Regions from separate parts of the Homo sapiens genome. Here region 2 is linked to region 1. A link is a loop called in an ENCODE intact Hi-C map of the cell type or tissue named here. Cell type or tissue: HepG2. All regions are shown on one strand. Each heading gives the region's core, and the rest is flanking DNA. Links, peaks and the distances in the headings are about the cores only. Region 1 has its middle 26 kb from the start of PTP4A1. Region 2 overlaps LGSN (lengsin, lens protein with glutamine synthetase domain).

Region 1 (10,124 bases), core at 1,059-9,058:
ACCCTCTAGACTTCAGATAATTGCAGCAACCTTCAGCCAGAAACATGCAACTAAGCTGCTTCTGGATTCCTCACCCACAGAAACTTTTTTTTTTTTTTTGAGGCAGGGTCTCGCTCTATGGCCCAGGATAGAGCGCAGTGGTGCGATCTCAGCTCACTGCCACCTCCGCCCCGAGTTCAAACAGTTAATTCCAGGCGCACGCCACCATGCTCCGCAAATAATTTTTGTACTTTTAGCAGAGACAGGGTTTCACCATGTTGGCCAGGTTGGTCTCAAACTCCTGAACTCAAGTGATCTGCCCGCCTCAGCCTCCCAAAGTGTTGGGATTACAGGCATGAGCCACGGCTCCAGGCCTGGATATCTGATGTACAGAAACTTTGAGATAAATGTTTGTTGTTTTAAGTTGCAAAATGTAGGAGTAATTTGTTATGCAGCAATAGATACCTAATACAACACCCCCCACCATACTAGATAATTTGAAGCAAACCCCAGAAGCAATATCATTTCATCTGAATATATTTCATTGTGGATTTCTAAAAAATAATTTCTTTTTTCTAAACATACCATCATATTATCACACTTAGAAATGAACAATAACTGCTTAATATAATCAAGTATCCAATGTATCTAATCACTGCTCAAGTTTCTTTATCTCATTTTTTTTAAGTTTATTCAATTTAGGATTCAAATAATTTCCATACATTGCAACTGGTTGGTATATTTCTTTTATAGGTTCTTTCTCAATTTTTTTTTGCAATTTATTTGTTGAAAAAATTGGGTTGTTTGTCCTGTAGATATCCTATATTCTAGATTTTGCTGACTGCATTCACAGGGTGGATTTTTTTATGTATATATTTTTAAAAACTTTTTTCTCAAATGGATTCTGACAGTTCAATGGTGCTATTGAACATGCTCCTCTCTCTTGTATTTTCTGTAAATTGGTAATGACAGAGACTTGTTCAGATTAAGAGTTTTTTGTCTGCTTGATAATATTGCATTGTAGGTGGCACTTTTATTAGGAGGCACATAGTGTTAGATAGCTCCTTTTTGGGAATTTTTTTTTTCCGAGTTGGAGTTTTGCTCTTGTTGCCCAGGTTGGAGTGCATTGGTGCGATCTCAGCTCACTGCAACCTCTGCCTCCCGGGTTCAAGTGATTTTCCTGTCTCAGCCTCCTGAGTAGCTGGGATTACAGGTGCCCATCACCACGCCCAGCTAATTTTGTATTTTTAGTGGGGGTTTCATCATATTGGTCAGGCTGGTCTCGAACTCCTGACCTCAGGTGATCCACCCGCCTCAGCCTCCCAAAATGCTGGGATTACAGGCGTGAGCCACCACACCTGGCTTCCCCTCATTATCTATATGCATACAAGAAAGGCAGAATAAATGTATGATATGTGTTCTTTATCAGATTTCAAAATAATGAGTTGGTTTCCTTCTGTGCCCTGAAGATGATCAGTAGGGTTTTTTAAAGCATCATTATGAATTTATGGCTTTAAACATATTTGTTGCACTTTAATCTATTGCAATAGATTAATCCATTATTCATATTAGTGGTCAAATCATCCTGTCTTTGAACAGTGGCAGCTTCTTCAAGTTGGCACCATGTGTTTTTGATATGATCCCAGTAGAATTGATCATTTCTTTGCTTTTTATTATGACATGATGATTTAGCCTCATCATATACTTATTCTGGTCCATATCTAGAATCAGTCATTCCTCCAAGAAGCATCAATTCCATTTATTTGGAAATGGTATTTATAACACAGTCTGCGTAATACATGTTATTTTTACTGGGTTGGTCATTATCTCCAGGTCTTTTCAGTGGACAAAGGTAAAAAAAATACTTTTAAAAAAGAAGCATAACCACAAAAAAGAATGAAATCATATCCTTTGCAGCAATGTGGGTGGAGCTGGAGGTCATTATCATAAGTGAACTAACTCAGAAACAGAAAACCAAACACTACATGTTCTCACATATAAGTAGGAGTTAAACAATGGGTACATATGGACATAAAGATGAAAATTATAGACACTGAGGACTCCAGAAGAGGGGAGGGTGGGAAGGGAGCAAGGGCCGAAAAATTACCTTTTGGGTACAATGTTCACTATTTGGGTAATGGGTAAACTAGAAGCCCAATATCCACCAATATACCCACATAGCAAGCATGCACCATATCCTCTGAATCTAAAATACAATTTTTTTTTTTGAGACAGAGTTTTGCTCTTGTTGCCGAGGCTGGAGTGCAATGGCGTGATCTTGGCTCACTGCAACTTCAGCCTCCCGGGTTCAAGCAATTCTCTGCTTCAGCCTACCGAGTAGCTGGGATTACAGGCATGCACCACCACGCCTGCCTAATGTTTTTGTTTTTTTAGTAGAGGCAGGATTTCGCCATGTTGGTCAGGCTGGTCTTGAACTCCTGACCTCAGGTGATCCACCTGCCTCGGCCTCCCAAAGTTCTGGGATTACAGGCATGAGCCACCTCGCTCGGCCAATAAAATACAATTTTAAAAAAGAAAACTACATTTTGTATGACTTTATCTATATGAAATGTCCAGAACAGACAAATCTATGGACACAAAAAGTAGATGGTGTTTGCCTAGGAATGGTGAAAGTGAAGGAACATGGAAGAGGGCGGCCGTGATGGCTAAGAGATGCAGAATTTCTTTTCGGGGTGATGAAAATATTCTAATATTGATTGTGGTGGTGGTTACACAACTTTGTGAATATTGTGGGAGACATTGAGTTGTACACTGTAAATGGACGAACCATACAGTATGTGAATTATACCTCAGTAAAGTTGTTTTAAAAATTCCAATGGCAGAATCAAGATAATTTTTTAAATTATCTATTTTGGATGTACATACTCCACATGATCTGAATATTTCTATGCTTTTGCAATAATTTTAAATGAAAGGAGAATGAAGGAAATGCCTAACTTTTCAAATAGTTTGTAAATTAATCTAACACATTTGCATTTTAGAGAACATCATAATGACTTTTCTATACAAGTTAATCTGAAATTCATGAAATAGACACAAATTCTGTATCCATGCACAAAAGTGAAGATAAGAAATAAGACAATTTTCAGGAACATTCCCTTAAACATTCTCCTCTGATTTAACCTGGCTTGCCTTACCATGGCAATAGAGAAATCACTAAAACATGCTGTTTAACAGGAAAAAAGTCTCTCAATTTCTGTGAGGAGTGATGTATGATTCTGATCTCTCCTAAGGGTAAATATTATAATATTATATCAAAAAATTATGTAATTATAAGCAAAAGTGGCAGAAAGAAAGTCAGAGTTTAAGAAGTAAGTGCATTATACTGGCCAGGCATGGTGGCTCACTCCCGTAATCCCAGCACTTTGGGAGGCTGATGTAGGCAGATGGCTTGAGACCAGGAGTTCAAGACCAGCCTGGGCAACATGGCAAAACCCCTCTCTACAAAAAATACAAAACTTAGATGGGCATGGTGGTCTGTGCCTATAGTCCCAGCTATTATGGAGGCTAAAGTGGGAGGACAGCTTGAGCCTGGGAGGCAGAAGTTGCAGTGAGCCAAGATTGCAACACTGTACTCCAGGCTGGGCGATAGAGGGAGATCCAGTCTCAAAAAATAAGTGGAAAAAAATAAGTGCACTATAAAGATAATTAAACTGTAGTATAAAATAAACTATACTGAGACTGGGTGCTGTGGCTCATGCCTGTAATCCCAACAATTTGGGAGGTCAAGGCAGGCAGATCACTTGAGGTCAGGAGTTCGAGACCAGCCTGGCCAACATGATAAAACCCCATCTCTACTAAAAATACAAAAATTAGCTGAGCATGGTGATGTGCAACTGTAATCCCAGCTACTCAGAGAGCTGAGCCTTGAGAATCGCTTGAACACAGGAGGGGGTGGTTGCAGTGAGCTGAGATCCTTGCCACTGCACTCCAGCCTGGGTGACAAAGTGAGACCCTCTCTCACAAAAAAAAAAAAAATTAATTATAATGAAAATACAAAAAAAAAATAATGTTACAATATCATACTGATACTTCCAACTCAAATTCAGAACTACAGGGATTTTTTTAAAGATTTTAATTGTTTTTAATTGACAATTATATATATTTGTGGGGTACAATGTGATGTTTTGATATATCTACGTATTGTAAAATGATTAAATTAAGCTAATTAAATCCATCACCTCACATACTTACCATTTTTTGTGGTATATTTAAAATTTGCCCTGTTAGCAATTTTGAAAGATACATTATTAACTATAGTCACCATGCTGTGCGATATATCTCAAAAACATGTTTTCTAACTGAAACTTTGTACCCTTTGACCATCTCTCCATGTTCCCACCCCCATAATTAATTATATTAATCATGCAATTAATTATATAATTAATTATATTAATCATGCAATTAATTATATAATTAATTATATTAATCATGCAATTAATTATATAAGTAATTAAATAAGGCTAATTCATTAGGTGCCCCACAAAGGAATAGTTATTTCTTGAGCTCTGTGCCACGTGGTTTAGTAGCTCATTCAGAATGGCTTTACTTCCAGTAACTAAGGAATAGAGAATAGCTGTTGTATTATTATTCCTAGATTTAGTCAAATAACTTGTTTAAACTCTGGTAACTCTTAGTGATGTTAGATGATGAAAATCAAGTGGGAAATTTAGTCATATTTCCATCTATTCCATCGGTCATGCTTGAATGAGATAATTTGGATGAATAAATCTTGATTGCCAATCCCTCAGCATTTCTACCTTCTTCCTTATACAGAACACTGATTTGCTCAGGCACTGTGAAATATTAAGAGAATGAATCATGTTTGATCCAAGCAGTGGTTCTCAACCCTGGCTGCACATTATAATCTCTGCGAAAGCATTTTACAAATATTGAGCCACAGCACCACCCCAAAACAATTCGATCAGAATCGTTGCAAGTTGGGTGCGGGTGCAAATACGTTTTAAAATGTTCCCTGTTGTGCAGCCAAGGACAGGACCACAAGTCTGAGCCAATCATGGCAATTTAGCTCCTTTATCAGTGACCAGGGGAAGATGCCTGATCTGACCTAGGAGACTTAGAGGGGAATTCTGTTAGAGGCTTCTGGTAAAAACAACATTCTTTCCTGAAACAAGAGAAGATTGTATGGAGAAAGACTTGTAAGTACCCGTGCGCTTGCTTGCTGCTTGGAGCAACGTCAGGTGAGTAGGGAACGCTCGGTTGTGGTGGCCATTTGCAACTATCAGGGAAGACACCTGAAGCAATAAAGACAGCCGAGCACGAAGATCGAAGAGTTCCAAGAGACACTGTAATGATAATGAGAATAACTAATTTACTATAGGAATTAGGACTTACACGAATATGAAAAGAGTTGCAAAAGTGAAGGTCTGGAAGGGAGAGTCAGAGAATCAGAGAAATAGGCTGAAGAGTCCACTGAAGCACTGATGTGAGTAACAAACTGCAGCTGGCCGAGAAATCCAGGAAATCAAGCGTGACCAGTTGCCAAAGTGGGACTGCAAAGAGCGTATTCATGGAGGGTCTCGAAATTGCCATCTCTGGGGAAAGGTTCGTCTTTGTGTAGCTATCGCCTACACCCTGGGTCAGGGGCTGTTATTGATCAGCCGAACCAGCAGGTGGCAAGAGAGGCAAGACACAGAATGGAGAACAGCAGGACAAGCTGGGACTCGCAGCATCTGTCTCTACCTGTCGCCCGGTTTCACAGCAATGACCTTTTGAGCACAGTCGCTTCAGTTTCATTCACTTTTCAAATCTCATACACATTCCTCTTTTGTTCAATTCTAACCTAGAACCATATAGGGAAGAGGATTCTGGGAAATGTAGTTCCCATCCTTAGCCAAGAAATGGGATAAACAAGCAAGTTATAATCCTTATGGAAAGTCTAAATTTCGTGGTTAAAAATCATCAATAAAGTCAAGTTTGAGATAATACCAGCTGAGTACTTCTCAGAACCTTGCCGTCTCCATTATTTATAAATGCAAATCAATTTCTTTACATTTGTAGGCCCATGCTTCTTTTTAAGTTCTGGTACTTCCCTCTTACAGAGATAAATTGGTAATAAGCACACACTATCGACAAAGAGTAAAGGTTAGGGACAAAAATTCAAAGGCTAAGAAGGATTTAAAAAATTAAAATTTGAAGAAGCAGATTGATGTTAAAAATAAAGATTGATGGGAATTAAAACATTCAATAGATAGGAAAAACAGACTGAAGTAGGAATTAAAAACAGGAAACTTCTACTTTTAAATGTGTTGAGGTTAAAAAGTAGAGAGAAGCAAACCAAAAAACGGGGAAAGAGAGAAAAAAGCGGGGAGAGACGGTACAAGGGAGAAAGACTGCAATACGTTTGAGTTCCTGGTTCCAGATACCTTTGATGCTAACTGTACTGCTGATCTTAATAGGGTTTTTTGGTTTTATTTGGTTTGGTTTTTGAGACAGTGTCTCACTCTGTTGCCCAGGCTGGAGTACAATGGTGACATCTCGGCTCACTGCCACCTCCGCCTCCCGGGTTCAAGCAATTATCCTGTCTCAGCCTCCTGAGTAGCTGGGATTACAGGCACATGCCACAACGCTCAGCTAATTTTTGTATTTTTAGTAGAGACAGGGTTTCACCATGTTGGTCAAGCTAGTCTTGAACTCCCGACCTCTGGTGATCTGCCCTCCTCGGCCTCCCAAAGTGCTGGGATTACAGGCGTGAGCCACCGTGCTCAGCCAGGGTTTGTTTAAATGAGCCAACAAATCCCCATTTTTTGCCCAAACTAGTTCCCTAAACTGGGGTTTTTTGATTTACAAACAAGAGTAATAATGGATTTTATTAGACAAATACTCTTGGAAATTTACCCAGTTATTTATTGCACTAATTTTAGTTAAATGAATGTTTTAATTTTTTTTTTAACGTTTGATTTGGTTATTTTCCAATTGATTTTTAATCCTTCCTCCTTGGAAATCCTGCTTTCTATTCTTCCTTTAAAGGTAGTAATTCCAAGATTTGAAGAATGATAATAATACTATATAGAAGTAATTCCTAGGACTATATGATATGCAATACCTCAAAACTAATCACACTTGTTCTTCAACTATACAGTGGATAAAAAATTCAGAGACGTAGTCTAGTATTTTGAAGACAGCACATTATCATTTATGCCAAGAAGAAAACGTCATGACTCAAAAAGTGAAACTAGTAAAGCTTTTAGGCAAAGCTCTAAGGGGAAGAGTATTCTGTACTGCCTTACAAAGTAAGTATACTTCCTGTTTGTGGGAAGAACAATGAAGAGAATACAAGGGCGTCCAATGTTGGTTCACTTTATGAAAACCCAACATTTTTAAAAATTGTGTTATTATTATTGCTATCATTTTGAGACGGAGTCTCACTCTGTCGAGCTCTGTCGCCCAGGCTGGAGTGCAGTGGTATGATCTTGGCTCATTGCAACCTCCGCCTCCTGGGTTCAAGCGATTCTCCTGCCTCAGCCTCCAGAGTAGCTGGGACTACAGGCACCCACCACCATGCCCAGCTAATTTTTGTATTTTTAGTAGAGACGGGGGTTTCACCATGTTGCCCAGGATGGTCTCGATCTCTTGACCTCGTGATCCGCCTGCCTCGGCCTCCCAAAGTGCTGGGATTACAGGCATGAGCCACCATGCCTGGCCTTTTTTTTTTTTTTTTTTTGTAACACAGAGTCTCACTCTGTCTGTCAGGCTGGAGTGCAGTGGCGTGACCTCGGCTCACCGAAACCTCCACCTCCCGGGTTGAAGCGATTCTCCTGCCTCAGCCTCCTGAGTAGCTGGGATTACAGGCACCGCTACCACACCTGGCTAATTTTTTTTTGTAATTTTAGTAGAGGCGGAATTTCACCATGTTGGCCAGGTGAAAACCCAGGGTAAGAATGCTCAGCTGCTGCAGAATAGTCATCTGTTCAACTAACGTTAATTGTTCCCTCTTGAGGTACAAAACACTACCAGAGACCAGACCCAAGGGACTATGTATGTGGAAAGAAGAAACTGGAAGCTTCCAATTGGTACTAACAAAATTTCAGAATCTGGAGGCTAGCAACTGATCCCAAACTCTTTTTTGTTTGTTTTTCATTGGAGAGTGAGAGTGAAAGAGGACAAGTCAGAGAAGGAGAAGCAATTTTTTTTTTTTTTCCTTAAGACAGGATCTATCTCTGTCACCCAGGCTGAAGTGCAGTGGTGAGATCATAGCTCACTGCAGTCTCCATCTCCTGGGCCCAAGCAATCCTCCTGGCTCAGCCTCCTGGGTAGATGGGACTACAGGCACACACCACCACACCCAGCTAATTTTTTATTTTTTGTAGAGATGGGGTCTCACTATGTTGCCCAGGCTGGTCTCAAACTCCTGGGCTCAAGTGTTCCTCCCTCCTCAGCCTCCCAGAGTGCTGGGATTACAGGTGTGAGCTGCCTTGCATGGCCTGTTTTATAGTTTTAAAAAAATTGATACATAATAATTGTACATATTTATAGGGTCCATGTGATATTTTGATGCATGCATATAATGTATAATGATCAAATCAGGGTAATCAGGATATCCATCACCTCAAACATTTATCATTTCTTTATGTTGAGAACATTTCAAATCTTCTTGTGCAGCTATTTTGAAATACACAATAAATTATTTTTAACTATACTCACTCTTCTATCCTCTTTTCTACATGTTTCACTTATGTATTGTGGTATTAAGAAAACACTCCAAAACTTAATGGCTTAAAACAACAATCATTTCCTTATCTCTCATGGTTTCTGTGGGTCAGAAATTCAGGAAAGCCTTGGTTAGATGGTTCTGGCTTGGGTTTCTAATGCAATTGTAGTGAGACACTGACTGTACCAATGAAGGGCTGAAGCAACTGGGGGCAGGTCAAGCATCTCTCTCCAAGTAGTCTCAGGGTCTCTTTATATGAGCTACTTTAGGCTTCCTCAAAGTATGGCAGCCTCAGAATATTTAGGCTGCTTATATGTGGGTGGCATCCCTCAGTGTGATCCTTAGAGATCAAGGTGAACATGTGGCATATTTATTACCTATCCTTAGATGTCACATGGCATCCCTCTGCCATATGCTTTTGGTCAAGGCAGTCACAAAGACTTGCCCAGGTTGGAGAGGAGAAGTCATAACCTACACCCCATCTCTCAATGGGAAGAAAGAAAATGTATGGTAAGAAGAGAGGTGAGATAAAAGATACTGTTGTGGCCACATTTGGAAAATATAATCTGCCACACTGCACCTACCCTTTAACATGTATTTTGTTTTTAGTGCTTCTGAATTGTCCTCAGCACTGTTTAAACCGAATTTCATCTTCATTGTTATAAATATCCACTGGTGAGTAATAAGACAAATGAAAGACAGTGTGTTTTTTCTAAGGCTCCACATCCAACCAACAATAGCCATGCCCATGTCTGTAAACTCCCACCAATCCCCTCTCTATTCCTATTTGAAAATAACTGGAATTAATGAGTTTTATTTTGATAAAGGTCCCTGCAAACCATAGCAGTCACTTTATTGCCTATCTAATATACCAATTTTATGGGCCATATACTATAGGCAAACCACAATATATCAGTAGAATATTACAGTTAAATAAGCATCAAAATATTGATGCATATACTAGATTTTATTATAATTTTCACTTTTTCCAGTGGCTTTGGAATCTTGCTACACTTTCAGAAATATAAGAACTTCTAGAATGGGAATATGAGTGACTTATTTCCTTTAGTCTTTTTTTGTGTTTTGTGCTCTTCAAATTTTTCTATAATAAAGCATTTATTAATTTTCTTTTGTTGTTGTTGTTTTCTGAGATGGAGTCTCACTCTATCACCCAGGCTGGGGTGCAGTGGCATGATCTCGGTTCACTGCAACCTCCACCTCTCAGGTTCAAGTGATTCTCGTGCCTCAGCCTCCCAAGTAGCTGGGATTACAGGTGTGTGCAACCACGCCCAGTAAATTTTTATATTTTTATTAGGCACAGGGTTTCACCGTGTTGGCCAGGCTGGTCTCGAATTCTTGACCTTAGGTGATTCACCCACCTCGGCCTCCCAAACTGCTGGGATTACAGGCCTGAGCCACTGCGCCTGGCCGTTACTTTTCAATCACGAAAAAA
Region 2 (10,124 bases), core at 1,325-9,324, 290 kb before region 1:
GGCTAATGCAATAACAATAGCTAAAATAGCTTAACGGTTATCAAGAAATGTGTTTCTCTCATGGAACATTCCTAGAGAAATCTCCAACAATAAAGGTACTTGTTTCACTGGACAAGTTGTAAAACATAAGGTGTTACAGCTATAATAGCATTAGGCAAGTCTAACTGAATGGACTGAATTGTCTTGGTCAAAGGTACTGCAGACTGATAACAATCAGTTCCTCTTCCAATCAAAACATGAGTTGACCATTTATGAAATAGTCACTGTAAGGCCTCTAATAATAGAACCTTATGTATCTTCTGCACCTAAATTCTTATATGACTAAATGCTACAATGCAGGCTTCAATGCATTGTGCCAAAGTGTATTTTCATTAGGTAAAAGGAGCTTTTTATGATCCACTGACTGGGTACAGTCAAACCCTTCATGGTCTAAAACTTAGAGACTGGGCCTTCTGGAAACACCATCAGAGAAAGACTTCCCTTGCCACTCACACTGCAGTAAAATACTGGGACCTTGAACCTTGAGTCTGGCCCATCCAGCCTCTTGAAACCAAACACTTGTTAGAGACCTTAAGGTAAAGCTAACCAGAGAACTTTCTCCCTTGAAGCAGATGGCATCCTAGACATAGAAAGCTTTCCCAAGATCATGGAACAAGACTTCTCTTCCATCGTGAGATTCTTAACCTTTCTTAACTTTTGCCTTGCTTATGCCTCTTGGAACAACACAGTGGGAAAAGGGGCCTATGTGTGTGAAGTATATTTTTATTTGTGTTAGATTTCACAGACAACCTTATACATGAGCAACCTTATCTCTTGATGGATGCAAGATGAAGGGCCAGTGTAGGCTAGGAATTTTAATGACACCTTTGTTACTCCATAATCAGTCAGAAACAGAACATCAGTCCACTTCTTTTAACGTACATCCTAGGTTAAATAAAACATTGCCAAGAGGCCTTCACCTTTCTAGATGGGCATCATTTGTTAGTTCCCTTTTTCTATGGCTTGGAGTAAATGAGGTAATGATTAGAAATGTATCCCTTACAGTAGTCTGTACAGCAGATTTTACTGCAAAACCTGTGGCTGTGCAGCAGACTTCTTTAAATTCTCTTGCTAAAGTTGTGCTAGATAATAAAATTGCTCTAGATTACCTACAGGCTGAACAGGGAGAAATCTGTGCAGTGGCTTACACTTCTTATTGTACATGAATAAATACACTGGGTTTTGTAGAGATTCAGTTACAAGAGATTAATGAACAGGCTGCTTAATTAAAACATGTAGACTTTTCATCTGGCTTATTCTTTGATCTATTTAACTTTAGTTGATTAATAGGAACTAATAGGAACCTTGGCTAAGGAGCATACTCCAAATTCTTGGTATGCTCCTGCCAGTCACTATAGTAGTCATTATCATTATCATTCTGACAGTCACAATAGTATTCTCCCTGGTATGCTATATTCTCTCCAAAGTTTTAAATGTTTGCAGACAGCCATGTGTAGAATGTCAGATGGTATCTTTGACTGGAATGACAAAATCTCAAAGAAATGCCTGATCGTGAAGACACTATAACCTATCAATAATGTGCTAAGACAGAAAACCCAAAATAATGGTAATAGGAAGTAGCACCAAAGCCCTAAGTTTTGGTCACACTCTCATCTAGGTGAGAACCTGACCAAAAGAAGAGAATTGTTAAACAAAATTATGGAAGACCATTGTTCTGGACTGAACTCTTGCATTAGACCCCAACAGAACAGACCAAATCAAAACAAAATCACTCATGCTAATACAACATAATCACAGTGAAACTTTAAGGAAGAAGATAGATTCCAAAACAGTACAGTTTTTTTTTCTTCTGAAAACAGGAGATCCCAGCATAATAAAGAGGTCCCCTCTGCTCTAACCCTTACAAAAAATTAACCTAAAGTAAACAATCAGGTTATTTTTCTCTCATTCTGTTTCCATATTCCCACCTTACAAAATCCACTGTACTGCTATTTCCCAGTGGAATTTGAGACCAAATAAGTCCATTTACAATGGTGTGAGAGTGACGTCAATGCCTAAGGTTTCAGTCAACCTCTCAATCTTAAGAGGTTGACCCAAAGGGAGGAATTGTTTACATAAAGCTACCTCCTTACATATCTTAAGTTTGGCCTAGAACTTTATAAACAGACTATAACCTACTCCTGTACCAATTAGAATTTCAGATGCCTGCCAATCACAGGCAGCCAACTGTTCAAACCATGTTCAAATAAGGGAAACTCCCAGCTGTAACTAATTCAGCTGTTTCTGTGACTCATTATTGTCTTCTGTACATCACTTTTCTTGTTCTGTCCATAAATGTTATCCAACAATGTGGCAGCTCCAGAGTCGCTCTGAACCTATTTTGGTTCTCAGGGAGGCCCAATTCTCAAATCATTCTTTGCTCAATCAAACTCTGTTAAATTTAATTTGCCTAAAGTCTTTTAAATAATATCCAGCCAGGTGGGGTGGCTCACGCCTGTAATCCCAGAACTTTGGGAGGCTGAGGTGGGTGGATCACTTGAGGCCAGGAGTTCAAGACCAGCCTGGGCAACATGGCAAAACTCCATCTCTACAAAAAATACAAAAAATTAGCCAGATTTGATGGCTAATTTGGTGTCTGTAGTCCCAGCTACTTGGGAGGCTGAGGCATAAGAATCGCTTAAACCCAGGAGGTGGAGGTTACAGTGAGCCAAGATCGCACCACTGCACTCCAGCCTGGGCAACAGAGTGAGACTCTGTCTCAACAACAAAAAAATAAAGTCTTTAAAATAATACCTATAAAAATATTAACATTTTAAAAGCATTGCCATATCCAGACAATATTTTATATTTCATCTAATACCCACAACATACAGGGAATATTTATTATCACCTACATTTTTTCCAAAGCAGAAATAACCCACAGGGGTTAGGTAATTTGTTCAAGGTCATATCTGAGGAAGAATAGGAATTCAAATCTAAGTATTTTATTTGAGGTGCTTCCTACATCACCATAGCTTGATAATTGACTTAAATGGAATTCTGTTTTTATTATATAGTGTGATCTGTGTAACTCATAAAACTTGTTCAACTTCTTCAATTATATATTCTTTTTCAATTGTATTTTTATAACTCTTTTCTGTATAAAAGCAAAACCCATCTTAATTCACATCACCACCAGTTTAACCTTCATTAGTCCCAAGAGTGAAGTTGTAACCTACTATGGATAAGGCAAAATCAAAGACATAAAAATAAACAAAACATAAAACATGATTCACAAAGAATATTACAATCTAGTAGAGGCAATAAAGTGTTGCTGTGGCAGTTAAGGGCCTCCATGTTGTAAAGAAAGAGATATGCTCAGGTTAGCCTAGTTCAAGGAGAGCAAACTCAAATAGCAGACAGATTACAAAAAAACACAATGGGCTGGAGGGCGAACGCAGTAGTTGATAGCCCTTCCCAGGAAGGAGCCAACACAGGAGTCCAGACAATTGTTGCCATATTAAAACGTGGCCCTCGTGTTGCCAGTTTTACAAATTTTCAAAACATGCCAGAAATCTGGATTTTTATTTGAAATTTCATGATTGTTAAATACTGCCAATTGATTTAAAATGTAAGGTAAGAAGTAAAGAAATAAACTTTCTCAACTACCACACAACTAGGTCTCAAAACTACCGGAATGCTGTTCAGAATATGCAGCAGCTCTAGAGATATGAGGCACAACTGTATCAGCAGTGACCACCTGTCTTTTCCCCAACAGTGGTATCTAGTGTGGTACTAAAGGGTGATGGTAAAAATATTTAGCCATTAGTACATCTAATAAAAATAACCAACACTTATATTGTGCCTATTATGTGCTAGATCTCTTCTAAATGCTTTGTCTTAATTTATTTAGTCTGAAAAATATCCCATGTGATAAATACATTACCATCCTATTTCAGAGATGAGAAAAATTGAGTCAAAGAAAGACTAATCAACTAACCCAAGCTCACAAGTCTCATAAGTGACAAAGCTCAGATTTGAACCCAGCCAGTTGGCTCCAGAGCACCAAGTACTTGGCACACTCTTAATGAACACTGTCACCAGGATATCCTCCCAACCATTGCTGGGGTGCTAGGAAGCTGTAGCAAGGTCCTGGAGGGCCTGTAGGGCCAGGTACTAGTTCTTTAACTCTTTAATTGATGGGCTGTGGACAGGTCCAAGAGCCCCAGGGAAATACTAGGACAGGTAGAAAAGTTTGGGTAGAGTGGACCATTAAGAGGCTCTTGTTAGCCACTGTTTACCAATCAGTTTAGAAATATTTGACCATTTATCAAGTACTCAGTGGTGCAGCTCTCCCTGGTGGCACCATTATGTTGGAAAAGCAATGCCTGATGCATGGTAAGTACTAAACAGAGGTCAGCCACAAATATTGCCTGGGCACTATGCATTACTGAGGATTTCTGGTGGAAAGATAACTCATTCTAGATTACCTCACAGGCCCTGGCCAGCCTAGAGGTGACTTTCATTGGGTCAGGCACTATTCCCTTATCTAAGAAGCTCCAGATTCTAAACACAATAAAATAGGGGAACCTCTCAGAATCATGAAGGCATATCAAGCAGTCCGAGGATTCTTAGAGTGGGGCAGTGTGATCCAAATAGCCTGGCTTGGACTCTACAGTAATGCTGTTACTACACAGGCAGAGTATTTCAGTCTTCAGATAGGCTAACCTTAAACAGAAGAGGGCGCATTTCAGCTGAAGATAGGGAGTGAGGTAAACCAGGCTGGAAGAATCATGAGCGTAAGTACAGATATGCAGTTTCATTTTGATTGCATGGCATAAATATATACATTTAATTCATGCTTAATTTGGACAATCCCAAATTTCTGCTACAACAGGTTGATTTTCATTCTTTTGATATTTTCACCAGAGCAGCTTTTCACAATTCAAAAATGTTTCCACTATCGTTTCGTCAGATGGCTTTTTGTCTCATACATGGGAATGGCCATAAAAAATGTTTCCTCTTACATTCAAGTTCATTACAAGACATTTTCATAATTCATGTTTTTCTCACCATGGTGATTCTTTTGAAATGGTGTTTATATGGTTTAATATAAGTTTATCATTTTGCATTTCAACTCAGTGACTTGATCAAATTAACTAAAAAACGCTTAACCTAAAGGAATACTGCCAAGCATTAAATGTAGACCCTAATTTGACCTAATAAATTTCTTTCCAATATAATAATGAGTTATTTAGGTTCTAAATATCAATGATTTTATTGATTTAGTTTTAATTTTCTCTAACAGTTACCTTTTTAATGTCAATACAAAAAAAAAAAACTTTTTTTGACCCCTATATAATAGTTATAGTCCGAGGTGTAGGCATTAATGCATTTACCAAACATCTGATTTTGTTAATGAGAGAGGTGCATGAAAACGCAAACAAGCAAATCAAAATTTCATCAAGTTTTAACCTCTGTTAGAAATAGTGGAAAAAGGGATCGATAATTATCAAACTTAAAAGAATATGTCAAAGAGGAAAGAATGTGCCTTCAGTTACCTTTAAGTGTGTTCTTCAAAGAAAAAAGAAAGAAAATGTGCTTAAAATATTTACAGAAGTGTTATTTCAAAGACTACATCACAAACTTGTATTAATTACTTTAAAAATATCCGTACCTATTAACCTTGTATTCCTACTCCTAGCAACTTGGTTTAAGAAAATAATCCAAGATACGTCATGTATGTTCAGTGCCACCTTCATTATAATAGTAAAAATGTGAAAGTAGCATACGAGAAAGTAGAAAGAGTTAAATACACGTGGCAATTCTTTTCAAGTGATTTACCATTTAAAAATAAGCGCTTCTGGCCGGGCGCGGTGGCTCACGTCTGTAATCCCAGCACTTTGGAGGCCGAGGCAGGTAGATCACCTGAGGTCAGGAGTTTGAGACCAGCCTGGCCAACATGGTGAAACCCCGCCTCTAGTAAAAATACAAAAATTAGCCGGGTGTGGTAGCGGGTGCCTGTAATCCCAGCTACTCCAGAGGCTGAAGCAGGAGAATTGCTTGAATTTGGGAGGCAGAGGTTGCAGTGAGCCGAGATCTCGTCATTGCACTCCAGCCTGGGCAACAGAGCAAGACTCTATCTCAAAAAGAAAAAAATAAAGCTCTTCCATTTTCCATCTTTTGTCACCTGGATTGACACAATTTTTTTCAATATCTTCTTTTTTGAAGTGTCTTTTTAAAACTGCCCATTTTTATAAGATTGTCTAGTGGGGTTTTTTTGGCGTTTTCCTTTAATTTTTTAAACTGACAGATAAAATTGTATGTATGTATACCACAAAATGTTTTAAAGTATGTATACATTATGGAATGGTTACATCTAGCTAATTAAATATGCATTATTTCACATACTTATCACTTGGTGATGAGAACACTTAACATCTGCTTTCTTAGAATTTTCAAGAAGGTATATTATTAGCTATAGCCACAATGCTGTGTATTAGATGTCTTGAATTTATTATTCCTATTTAACTGTAATTTTGTATTCTTTGACCAACTCCACAATTTCTAGCCATTCTCTGTGCATCCAATGTTACCCTTCTTCTATTCATCCTTCATACTACTGCCATGTTATTTTTCTATAACACAATTTTGGTTTTGTTATTTCTTTGCTGAAAATACCTCCACAATTCTCCCTTCACCTTCAGGGAAAACTCAAATTGGTATTCTCTAAGGCTCTGCATAATCCAGGCTCTCAACAATCTCTCCAGCCTTCACAGCTGGGAATTTTCACATACAAACCCTATCTCCATCTGTACAAAACTAGTTTTATCATTTCTTGGGGTCACACTGTTTCCTTCTTTCCTAGGCTCCTGTTGATTATCTAGCCTGTCCTGATAAGACAGTTACCTACTTTTCTGGCCACAACCAAAAATTAACCTGCAGGGTGGTTTGATGTAGCCATCCATTACAAAATGATTAATGTTCTTATTTGGGGACAGAAGGGCTACAAAAGGTGACCTAGATCTCCTTTCCTTTTAAAATGTTTATTAATTTTAATTGACAAGTAAAAATTATATATATTTATGGTATACAATATAATCTTTTGATATATGTATACATTGTGGAATGGCTAAATTAAGCTATTAGGATATATATTATCTCCCATTTTTTGTGGTGAAAACACTGAAAATCTATTCTCTCAGCAATTTTTATATATACAATATGAAGGTATGTCAAAAAGTTCATGGAAATGGAATTAAAAGATAAAAATATAAAATATAAACTTTATTTCTCAACATAAGCTCTATCAAGGTTAATATACTTTTGTAAGCAATCATAGCAGCCATTTAGTGCATCCCTTTAAAAATGAGGGTCCTGGAAGATAAACATATGAATGCGGTCTTTTTTACATTATTAACTAAAGAAAAATGAATCCCCTTTACAGATTTTTGTAAGATTAGGAAACAAAAGGAAGACAGAAGGAGCCAAATCAGTGCTGTAAACTGGATGCTTATGATCTCCCATCAAAATGCTCACAAAATTACCCTTGTTCGATGCAAGGCATGAGCAGGAGCATCATCGTGGTGAAGTAGAACTCTCTAGTGAAGGTTTCCTGGGCATTTTTCTGCTAAAGTGTTGGCTAACTTTCTCAAAACACTTTCCTAATAAGTAGGTCTCATTCTTTGGCCCTCTAGAGAGTCAACAAGCAAAATGCCTTGAGCATCTCAAAAAACACAATTGCCATGACGTTTGCTCTTGACTGGTCCACTTTTGCTTTGACTGGACCACTTCTACCTCTTGCTAGCCATTGCTGTAATTGTGCAGTATCTTCAGGATCATACTGGTAAAGCCATGTTTATCTCCTGTTACAATTCTTTGAAGAAATTCTTCAGAATCTTGATCATACCGGTTTAAAATTTCCACTGAAAGCTCTTCTCTTATCTCCAATTGATCTGGGTACAATGGTTTTGGCACACATCAAGTAGAAACTTTGCTGTACTTTAAGTTTTCAGTCAGAATTGTGTAAACTTAACTAACTGAGATGTCTATGGTGTTGGCTATTGTTTCTGCTGTTAATCGCCAGCCGTCTTCAATCAAGGCATGAACAATTAGGGCAAATTGATGTGGATGATCTGCCACTTCAGCCTTCATCTTCAACATTGTTTAATCTCTTCTCAAAAAGAGTCACCCATTTCAAACTGCTGATTTATTTGGAGCATTGTCCCCACAAACTTTTTATAAAGCATCAAGGATTTCACCATTCTTCCACCCCAGCTTCACCATAAATTTGATGTTCATTCTTGCTTTGATTTTAGCAGAATTCATGCTGCTCTGATACATGCTGTATTCAAACTGATGTCCTATGCTTAATGCCTCAAACTATATCCTGTTCAGACATGTCATAACAAATTAGCATGAATTTACTTTGGTTCAAAATATTTTAAAATCCACGCACAGTTTTTATAATACACATTTTCCATGAACTTTTTGAGGTCCTCTTATATATTATTATTAACTGTAGTCACCATGTGGTACAGCAGATCTCTTGAAACTACTCTTCTTTCTAAATAAAATTTTTTATTCTTTGACCAACATCTCCCCAATCCCTTCACCACCCACCCTCTGTTAACCACATTCTACTCTCTGCTTCTCTGAGTTCAACCTTTTTACACATCACATATAAGTGAGATCATGAAGTATGTGTCTTTCTGTGTCTGGCTTATTTCACTTAACATAATGTCCTCTAGGTCCATTCATGTTTTAACAAATGACAGAAAATTTTATTTGGCACTTAAGGGATCATAATGCCTGGGCTAAGCTAATTATTGCCTGTTTAAGGCTTCCTTCCTTTCAAAGGCTGAATACTATCCCATTGTGTATATATATCACTTTTTCTTTATCCATTCATCTATTGCCAGATGCTTAGGTCAATTCTATATCTTAGCTATTGTGAATAATGCTGTAATAAACATGGGAGTGTAGATATCTCTTCAACATACTGATTCCACACCCTTTGGATATATATCCAGTAGTGGATTGCTGAATCATATATAGTAGCTCTATTTTTAATGGATGATTGATGTTCTTAAGTCTCCAATGAAAGTAGAATCCTTATTAAACTTTCTGTCCCTTCAAATAACTCATAGTTATGTTGTCTTCATTATAATTGGTAAATTATATAGTATCCCTTTGGAGATCTCACCTAATGCTTCATTAAATAACTTTCAGTATCATTAAAGTAGAGCTTTCGTCCATGTATAAGTTTTTTTTCTCCAAACTAAAAGGCATTAATTACTTTAGTCCCAGGCATTATGATCTCTTAAGTGCCAAGTATACATTTAAGTGTCCCTTGTAGAATTGAGAAACACTACAGCTAGGTCAGGATACCATAAAACAAGGAACTATTTATATCTCTAATACCCACTTGGGTAATCTGGAGTAGAGATTACATTGATCTGAACTAGGAGAATAGCTCTGGAGAAGCGGGCGAAATGAGCATAGTGCAGACATACTTGGGAAGTGGATTTCGCAGCTTGGTAACTAGCTGGATATAGGAAGTGTCAGAGACAGAGGAATGAAAAATGACAACCACATTTCTGACTAGGAAACCCAAAAAGCAAAGACTTGAGAAAGGAAATTATGAGTTCTGTTTTGGGCATATGGAATCTAAGGTGATTGTGTCATCTGGAGGTGTCCAGCAAGCATTGACCATAAGGGTCAAAATGTAAAAGACAAAATGGAAGGAAAAAATAGCCTTGACAGTGGTTGGAATTATTAAGGGAAAGAACAGGGACTGAGAAAATAAGAGATGTAAAAGAGAACTGAGATGTTCATTTAAATGGTGCACAGTAAAAATAAATAAATAAATAAATAGAACTAAAAACCCACCATAGTTAATGAGTAAACATAAAAAGGAAGTACCAATGGACCATGCTGCTGAAATGATAAATAAGATTGTTATTAATACTTGCCCTTTGTATTTTGCAACCCAAGTCACTGGAGGCCTTGGTAAGGACAGTCACGGTGGAAGCATGTGAGCAGCAGCTAGATCCAGTGAGTTGAAAAGGAATGTGAGTTGTTTAGCCCAGGATCTACACCCAGCAGGCACACAAGAAATATTATCAAATGAAAATATGAAATAC

What was found. Hi-C counts contacts between places; a loop is a spot of excess contacts. Peaks named below come from ENCODE experiments on the same cell type or tissue, not always from the same donor. Only the 100,000 strongest peaks of a DNase experiment are listed, where the experiment ranks them.
Region 2: it touches region 1 in a loop (10-fold over the local background); 2 of 110 quality-filtered maps call a loop at or near these places.

What each region holds. Positions count from the first base shown.
Region 1 is chr6:63,593,117-63,603,240 of GRCh38, forward strand. No RefSeq gene overlaps it. Among named protein-coding and RNA genes, the nearest start is that of PTP4A1, 26 kb to the left of the region's middle. RefSeq lists enhancers at 5,326-5,485, 5,566-5,625. In HepG2, for the core only: a CTCF peak has its summit at 5,634 (motif pointing right); a DNase peak (open chromatin) is centred at 5,665; H3K4me3 peaks cover 1,838 bases.
Region 2 is chr6:63,303,307-63,313,430 of GRCh38, forward strand. All of the region lies in intron 1 of LGSN (lengsin, lens protein with glutamine synthetase domain), which reads right to left. Among named protein-coding and RNA genes, the nearest start is that of LGSN, 12 kb to the right of the region's middle. In HepG2, for the core only: a CTCF peak has its summit at 4,723 (motif pointing right); a DNase peak (open chromatin) is centred at 4,725.